Linked DNA regions of Homo sapiens: region 2 is linked to region 1. A link is a contact called in ENCODE POLR2A ChIA-PET data. All regions are on one chromosome and are shown on one strand. The core of a region is the stretch at or near the end of the contact, and the rest is flanking DNA. Distances in the headings are between cores, read along the strand shown.

Region 1 (3,530 bases), core at 747-3,246:
CTCTGGTCTGTGCCACAGTCCCTGCTAAGAAAGTGGGCCTAGGGTTCCTATGGAGAAGGAGGAGTCACTCCTCTGCCCCTCCCAGACCCAGACCACCAGCACAGACAAAAGTGCTACCACTTGCACGTTTCCTCTTTGCCCAGCACAATAAAGGAATTAGGACCTACCACCTACTAAGTTTCTGCAGCTGACACTTCCAGGCTTAAAGTCTAGCACGCCAGCTCAGTCACACATGGTCTGACGAGTCCTCTTTGCAACTCAGCCCCAACCCAGCCACCCGTGCAATTTTGCTAATTCAAACAGCTTTCCCGTTTAGAGAGGTTGATAGCCATCTCCCATCTCCTTTTCCTACTGACGTCATCCCACATTTTCTCCGGAGACAAATAAGGGTAGAGTTCCTGGGATAGTTTTCAGGCTGCCTAAGATAGGAGTGCAGTGGCCTCCCGAGTCCACCCCACATCTCAGGCTTTGGACAAGTCGTCAAAAGTGAGAGGGAGGTAATGAAATAAATCACCTAGCTAGGGTTAAAGGGCAAAAAGAATTTGGAGACTGCAGCTCAGACCCAGATCTATCCTGGGCATTTGCAGTGCAAAGCTGCGTTTTCTTCGCCACTACCGAGGTCTTGCACAATAGCCTGTGTATAAACATCCACGCCAACAATGCCTGACTGTGCAATCACGCTGTAATTACAGGCCGGCAGGAAGCTGCTGCTAGGAACTGCACCATTCAACCTCTAGGACACCCCATCTCGAGTCTCCACGGCTCGGACGCACTTTCCTGCACACACCAACGTGTCCCCGCCGCCGCCGCTACAGTTGCAGTCTCGCCACTGGCCCGGGCCGCCAGCCCCTAGTTACTCTGCAGGAATGTCCCAAACTTCTCAGCTGTTCTTTAAAAAACCCTGCGCCACGAGGCTACCGAGGGCGACGGGAACCACCGTCAAAGTTCCTGCAGCACATTCCTGCAGCCCTTGCAGTTTTAGGAAACAGAAAAGAACGAGATGCCACAGAGTCCGCTGGAAGCGGGTTTCTGAGTTTTATATAGAAAACACTCACATATGTACGTGGGTGTGCTGACAGTTTTTATGGCTAAATTGCAAAGTGTTAGGCCTTAGCGATCACTGTCAGGTTTGGGACATGGTTGGGAAGGGTAAAGGGGGAGTCAGGAGCGATTCATTTCAAGGGGGCTTGGGGACAATTCCGGTTTGGTTTTCTGAAAATGCGTAGGGTTGTTTTCCCAAACTTCCGAGCTACTCTGCTCTTCGTCCCAGGAAGGCCAAGCAAATAAAAGTCCGGGGAAAGTTCCTTTAACTTCCTTCCTGCGCCCTCGACAAGGGCTGCGAAGAGGAAGAGGTCATTTCCCAGGGAAGCACCGGGCAGGGGCCGAGAGCTGCGCCCAGCCTGCAGGGATGGAGGCGCTGGGCGGAGGGCTGGCTGCAGACGTAGGCCCCGGAAAGCCCCTTCCCCCCACCCTACCTCAGGCCAACGGCGCCTGGAGCTGGCCCCGCTGCAGCCCTTGCTGTTTGAAGTCCCGCGGCAAAGCGGCGACAACACCGGCGCAGCCCGGCGCCCCGACCCCGGCCGCCGAGCTCCCTCCCTGCAGCACCCCGGCACCCCAGCGCCCGGCCCAACCCGGCCCGCCACATCCGCGCCCGCGCGGCCCAGCCCGAGCCCCGGAACGATTCCGAGCCCCACGCCGGCGCCCGGTGGCGGGAGGGGGCGCCGAGCCCGCGGCTTACCTGCGTGCTGGATCCCCGGGCTGCTCGGAGGGGTGCGGGGCGCAGGCGAGTGCGGCCCGCAGACTCTAACTTTGTTGCTCTCGGGACGGCGCAGTCGTCACTTCCTCGCGGAGCGGGCGGTGCGGCCCGGGCTGTGCGGCCCGGGCTGTGACCCAGCGGCTCGCGCGGTGGCGCGCAGGGCCCTGCAGCCAGCCGCCCCGCCCGCGCCCCCGGCTCCGCGCGCCCCTGGCCCCAGGCGCCGTCTCCCCACTCTGCGCGCCCTCGGCTGCGGGGTAGCGGGCAGCCCTGCGCTGCCGGCCGCCTAGCCTGCACCCCCCGCCCTGGGAGGGAAGCCTCGCTCCAGCCGCGTCGTTTCCGCGCCGAAGTGCGATCCGGGGCCCCGCGCTGGAGTCCCCTGCTCTCAGGCTGGTCTGGAAGGTGGTGGTGGGGTTCAGGGTCCCCGGAAAGCTGGGGTTCCAGGGTAAACACCAGTACACAAACAAAGCGGTGGGGGAGGGGAAAGAAAAAGTTTTTCCGTTTGGTGTTGGGGCTAAAAGGGTCATGTCAGAAAGCAGTGTGCTCTATGTGTTCTTAATGCCTAAAGTGGGCCTTAAAACAAGGGTCCCTGTCCCCACGTTCTCTCTAAAAGTCTGCATGATGTCCCTCGTCATTTCTACGGGTTATAAGTGAGCAAGACGTTTACCACGTATCACACTTCTGGGGGCTATTTCAACGCCCAAGCTGGGGCTGCAGAATGGTTTCTGTTCTAATCCTCCCCCGCGATTTCCACCTCTTTACACTCAACTCACAGAAAATAGAGTCTGATGCATTCTGTGTTTCATCACCGGTCAAAAGTGACTTTGAGGGTAGGGTGGAGGCCTGAGAAGGGCAGCTTCAGGCAATAGTAATCCTGAAATTTATCATTGCTCAAAATAAATGTGCTCACCTTATTAAAAAGTACAACGGAAAGCCACCTTTAAGATAAGTAGCAACCAAGTCGTTAAACAGCAGTCTTCAAGGAAGAACTCCTGATCTCATAAGGCTGGAGAAAAAACGGGGTTAGCCTTTGCTGGTGAAAAAAAAAAAAAAAGACATTCGAAACTGCAGTGAAGGGCTTTCATAACAGAAACATTAGCTTCATTGTAGCTTGTCGTGGAAAACAGGGACCTTTTAATAGGTGGTTCAAAAGCATCAGTTAGGGCTCAACAATTTTCCTTTTTTCCCCAAATACTGCTTCTCCTAGCACATTGGCCAGATAAAACCTCCCCCCTTTCAATGCTTCATCTTTTTATGAAAACACAGGAAACCATAAACTTGAGTGAAGGCTTTGTTCAGAAAGGTGGATGTAAGACTGATGGAAAATGACATTTGGGAAATGATCCCCAGGTCTGTGTTAATCTCTCATGGAAAGCCACAGACTCACCCAAAGATAGGCGTATGAAGATCGAAGCTCTCCTAGCAACATGAAATCCTCCACGTTGCAGCTGCTACGCCCTAGTTCTGATTTTTACTAAGACATTAATGGCACATTATAAATACAAAATGTGCAATGCAAGAAAAATAATACTGCTTTGAGAAATAACTGCATCATTAGACTCAATAATTAAAGTTCCCTGAAATTCTTCTTACATCACGCTATTGTGGGGAGATGGTGAAGGGATTGCCCATTTCAATTTTGGAATAAATAGAAGTAATTCCTTAGTGCATTCTGCTTAAGGCAACCAATGAGAGAATATGTTAGCCAGGCTTCTAAAGGCAATCATGTGATACTCCATATTTGCTAAAACAAGAGCTGAATATTTTTTTTGTTCCA
Region 2 (3,530 bases), core at 649-3,148, 780 kb after region 1:
GGAGGAGAGACACCTAGGCTGAGGGGATTGAGCTAGGACTCTTTCCCAAAGCCACAGCAAACCTGGTATACAAACATCTCACCACCACTAACTTGGCCATGAGATGCTCACCTCCTGAACCCTTGAGTTCCCAGCTCATGGCCTTCAGGACCCTTCCACCCTCCATGATGCGCCCCCACACATGCCCATGCACAAGCTTAGCAGGTCTGGCTTATTGAACAGCAAACACAGGCCTGACTCCAGATGTGTTTACCCCACTCGTGGGCCTGCCCCGACAAGCACACTGTAGACTAAGGCAGCTAGGGACCTGGGTCAAAGATACACTTTCAGGAACTGGCCAAAGTCCCAGCCTGCCCTTTCCGCTCTCACAGGGGCTGGAAATTTACCCCGGGGCCATAAACAAAAGGAGATTTCTATGGGAACTAGGGCCCCAACCTGGAAAGCTTCCATTCAGCAATCTAGCAGCCCAAATCTGTCAACCTATGATGTGCCAGGCCTCTGCTAAGGCATTTTATTTTTTTATTTACTTGATTAGTACAGCAACCCTATGATACAGGAACTAGTGTCCCCATTTTACAGAAGAGAAAACTGAAGCACAGGGAGCCTGCTAACTTGCCCGGGGTCATCCCCAGCAGGGAAGTGCTGGGCCAGGGTCTTCAGGCTGAGCTCTGTCTGCCTCTGGGGGATGAGATTCCCTTCCCCACCCTGCTGCTCACCCTTGGCTGTGACCAGAAACCTCCCAGGTCTGGAAACACCTTCAAGTGCTCTGGGCAAATTCTCAAAGTTTCTGATGACCGCTGCTGCATTTCTGAAAGGCTCAGATAACCCCCGAGGCAGGGGACAAGTAAGAGTGGGTACGGTGAGACTTTGAACAAATGTACAGAACCATGAACCAAATAAACCACTTTTCTTTATATTAAAAAAAAAAAAAAGAGTGGGCACGGTGGCTCATGCCTGTAATCCCAGCCCTTTGGAAGGCTGAGGTGGGCGGATCACTTGAGGTCAGGAGTTCGATACCAGCCTGGCCAACATAGTGAAACCCCGTCTCTACTAAAAATACAAAAATTAGCTGAGCATGGTGGTGGGCACCTGTAATTCCCCAGTTACTTAGGAGGCTGAGGCAGGAGAATTGCTTGAACCTGGGAGACAGAGGTTGCAGTGAGCCGAGGTCATGCCACTGCACTCCAGCCTGGATAACAGAGCGAGACTCCATCCTCCTCCCCACCAAAAAAGACTGGGTGTCATTTATAGAGGACCAAAAATGTGCCAGATGCACTTACGTGGATTAGTCAATCCTTCTGACAATTCCATAAGGTAGCAATGATCATCCCCAGCCTACAGATGAGAACACTGAAGCTCACAAGGTTAAATCACTCACTGTAGGCTGCATAGCTAAGTGGTGGAGCTGAGATTCAAACTCAGGTTTATTTAAGACATAAATTATTTCACAATTCTGCCCTCACACGCTACTGCATTTTGTGGAGCCTCTGACCTTGTCCCAAGAACATCAAAAAAGAAAGAAATGTGGAATTAATTTTTCTCCCCTGGAAGGGCGTGGCCTGGCTGGGGTCTTGAGAGGATACCGCCAGACCCCTGCAGATGCAGACTCCCTCAAGTGGCCTCTGCTGCGGGCACTCGCGGGTGGACATGTTACATCGTGGGCAGGGCTGAGGCTCCAGGAGGAAAATGCAGCGTAGGCGACATCTGGAAGCAGAAATGTGGTAGCTCCAGAAGTTTTCATCTGTAATCTTTGTTTTGCAAGGAACAGGGATTTTTTTTCTTTTCAAAAAGTACTCCACTTCCTTTTAGACCTTTCACAAATATTTTTGTAGGAGAAATAAGGAGAAAAAAAAAAACCCACAGAATGCTTGTCGCAGCTACTCACTTCCACCATGAATCACAGACACAAAACCACAGCTATGTGGCTAGCAAAGCAACTATGTGTTTTCACATTTCATTATTGGGAATCATTTAGCAATCTTCCCGGTGTCATCTGCAGACAGATAGACACAGACAGACGAATACACCCCTCTGGGTCCCAAGCAGCCTCATACAACACAGTCATCAGATGACTTTGCAGTTAATCCATTTTCCCCTTCTAATCCTTTTCTGGGAAATTATCCTGCCAGGTTTAAATCTTCCCCTTTAGCCCTTCTGCAGAGGTGGGGTGTGTGTGTGTGTGTGTGTGTCTGTGTGTGTGTGTGTGAGAGAGAGAGAGAGAGAGTGTGTGTGTGTGCATGCGCCATGACAGGGGGAGGAGGAGGAGTGCCGAGACACTGATTCAGTTAATTTCACAAGTGGAAACAAGTGTATGTTTCAGAATGCCTCCCTTTTTTTTTTTTTTAAACTGTGATCATACTTTGCTAAAGTTATTTTCACCTGGGAAGCTCACAGTGCCTTTTCTGACCGTGGCAAATTAATTAACTGATGGCAGATTTAAAGATGGAGTAACTGGAAAAACTACCGGACCCATAAATCAGAAACCTCCTTTATGTCCTGGACAAGAGGTGAAACCTGATACATATTTGAAAAACTTGAGCTCAAAAGGAGAATTCACGGAGCCTGAAAAAATCTCCATTATGACTTTTGAGACATGTTCTCTCCACAGCTTCCACCCACGCCCCGCCACACACACACGCATACACACACATACCCCCGCAGAGGGAGACCCTCACTGAGTGAGCAGCCAGTTCTGTAAAAAGCAGCCGGATGGGGCGAACCTTCCCTGGGCCATCTGAAAAAGAGCTTTGCCAGTCTTTCCTCTCTTTTCTTGCTTCATTGCTCCCAGCCTCTTCCTTTCAAACAAAAATCCTACAGGATTTAAGTTGGCTAGATGCTATGAACATAGCTACAAGCTTGAAATGTTTATTGTCACTAGTTATTTTAAGTCCGGTGCTGGAAACTGTATACATTAACATTTTAATGAGGCCGAATGCTGCTCCAGGCTCTCACCGACTTCTGTAGTTTTCTGAAAAGACGCTGGATACCTTGCCTAACCCAGTACTCTGCAGTTTCCAAGCCAAGCTGGATGTTTCCGCACTTGCCTACGCTCACATGCCCTGGAGGCTGGTTCGCACAATGACTATAATCACAAGTTCTGAAGTCGAGGAGAGCTAGGCTGGAATCGCCCTTACCCTCAGTGTCCTCATTGCAAAGTGGGAGTCATGGGAATACCCTCCTCACAGGGTCATGGCAAGGACTGGCAAATGTGCTGAAGATCTTCCACTTGCCCCTGGATCCCTCTCCATCCCACTCTGAGTCCTGGGAGATTCCTTTGCCCTCTGCCTTCTGGTCCAGTTCCATCAGTGGGGAACTGTGGCAGGAGGTCAGAGGGCAGGAGAAGGGTGAGTGGAGGTGCAGATCCTCCCAGCTCCCTCGCAACAGGTACTGCAGGTGAGCAGTGGCTGCATTCCTCCACCAGAGGCCGCAGCCCTGTCCATGGCCCTCTCCTATAGCCTGAGCTACCCTGGGTTCTTATGACTGCTGGTCCCTTGCCCCTTTAGACCTGGAGGGTAAGAGCTTGCCTACGT

The links. ChIA-PET counts read pairs that join two places held with the same protein, here RNA polymerase II (POLR2A).
Region 2: POLR2A ChIA-PET joins it to region 1 with 21 read pairs in activated CD4-positive, alpha-beta T cell. The contact joins the enhancer-like site here to the promoter of MIDEAS-AS1 in region 1. POLR2A ChIA-PET finds 5 or more read pairs at or near these places in 3 of 52 experiments (HEK293, PC-9 and activated CD4-positive, alpha-beta T cell).

Annotation. Positions count from the first base shown.
Region 1 is chr14:73,785,364-73,788,893 of GRCh38, forward strand. It overlaps MIDEAS-AS1 (MIDEAS antisense RNA 1), which reads left to right and starts at 1,997. Exons shown (of 3, transcript NR_109995.1): 1 at 1,997-2,146. It also overlaps a transcript of MIDEAS not described here. RefSeq lists silencers at 1,442-2,031, 2,082-2,131, 2,212-2,271 and an enhancer at 2,622-2,671.
Region 2 is chr14:74,570,118-74,573,647 of GRCh38, forward strand. All of the region lies in intron 3 of LTBP2 (latent transforming growth factor beta binding protein 2), which reads right to left. Among named protein-coding and RNA genes, the nearest start is that of LTBP2, 40 kb to the right of the region's middle. Within about 2 kb of position 1,899, at least 20 of the 41 ENCODE cell types and tissues checked have a DNase peak (open chromatin) inside an H3K27ac peak, as active enhancers do; they include PC-9, where a contact is called at or near this core.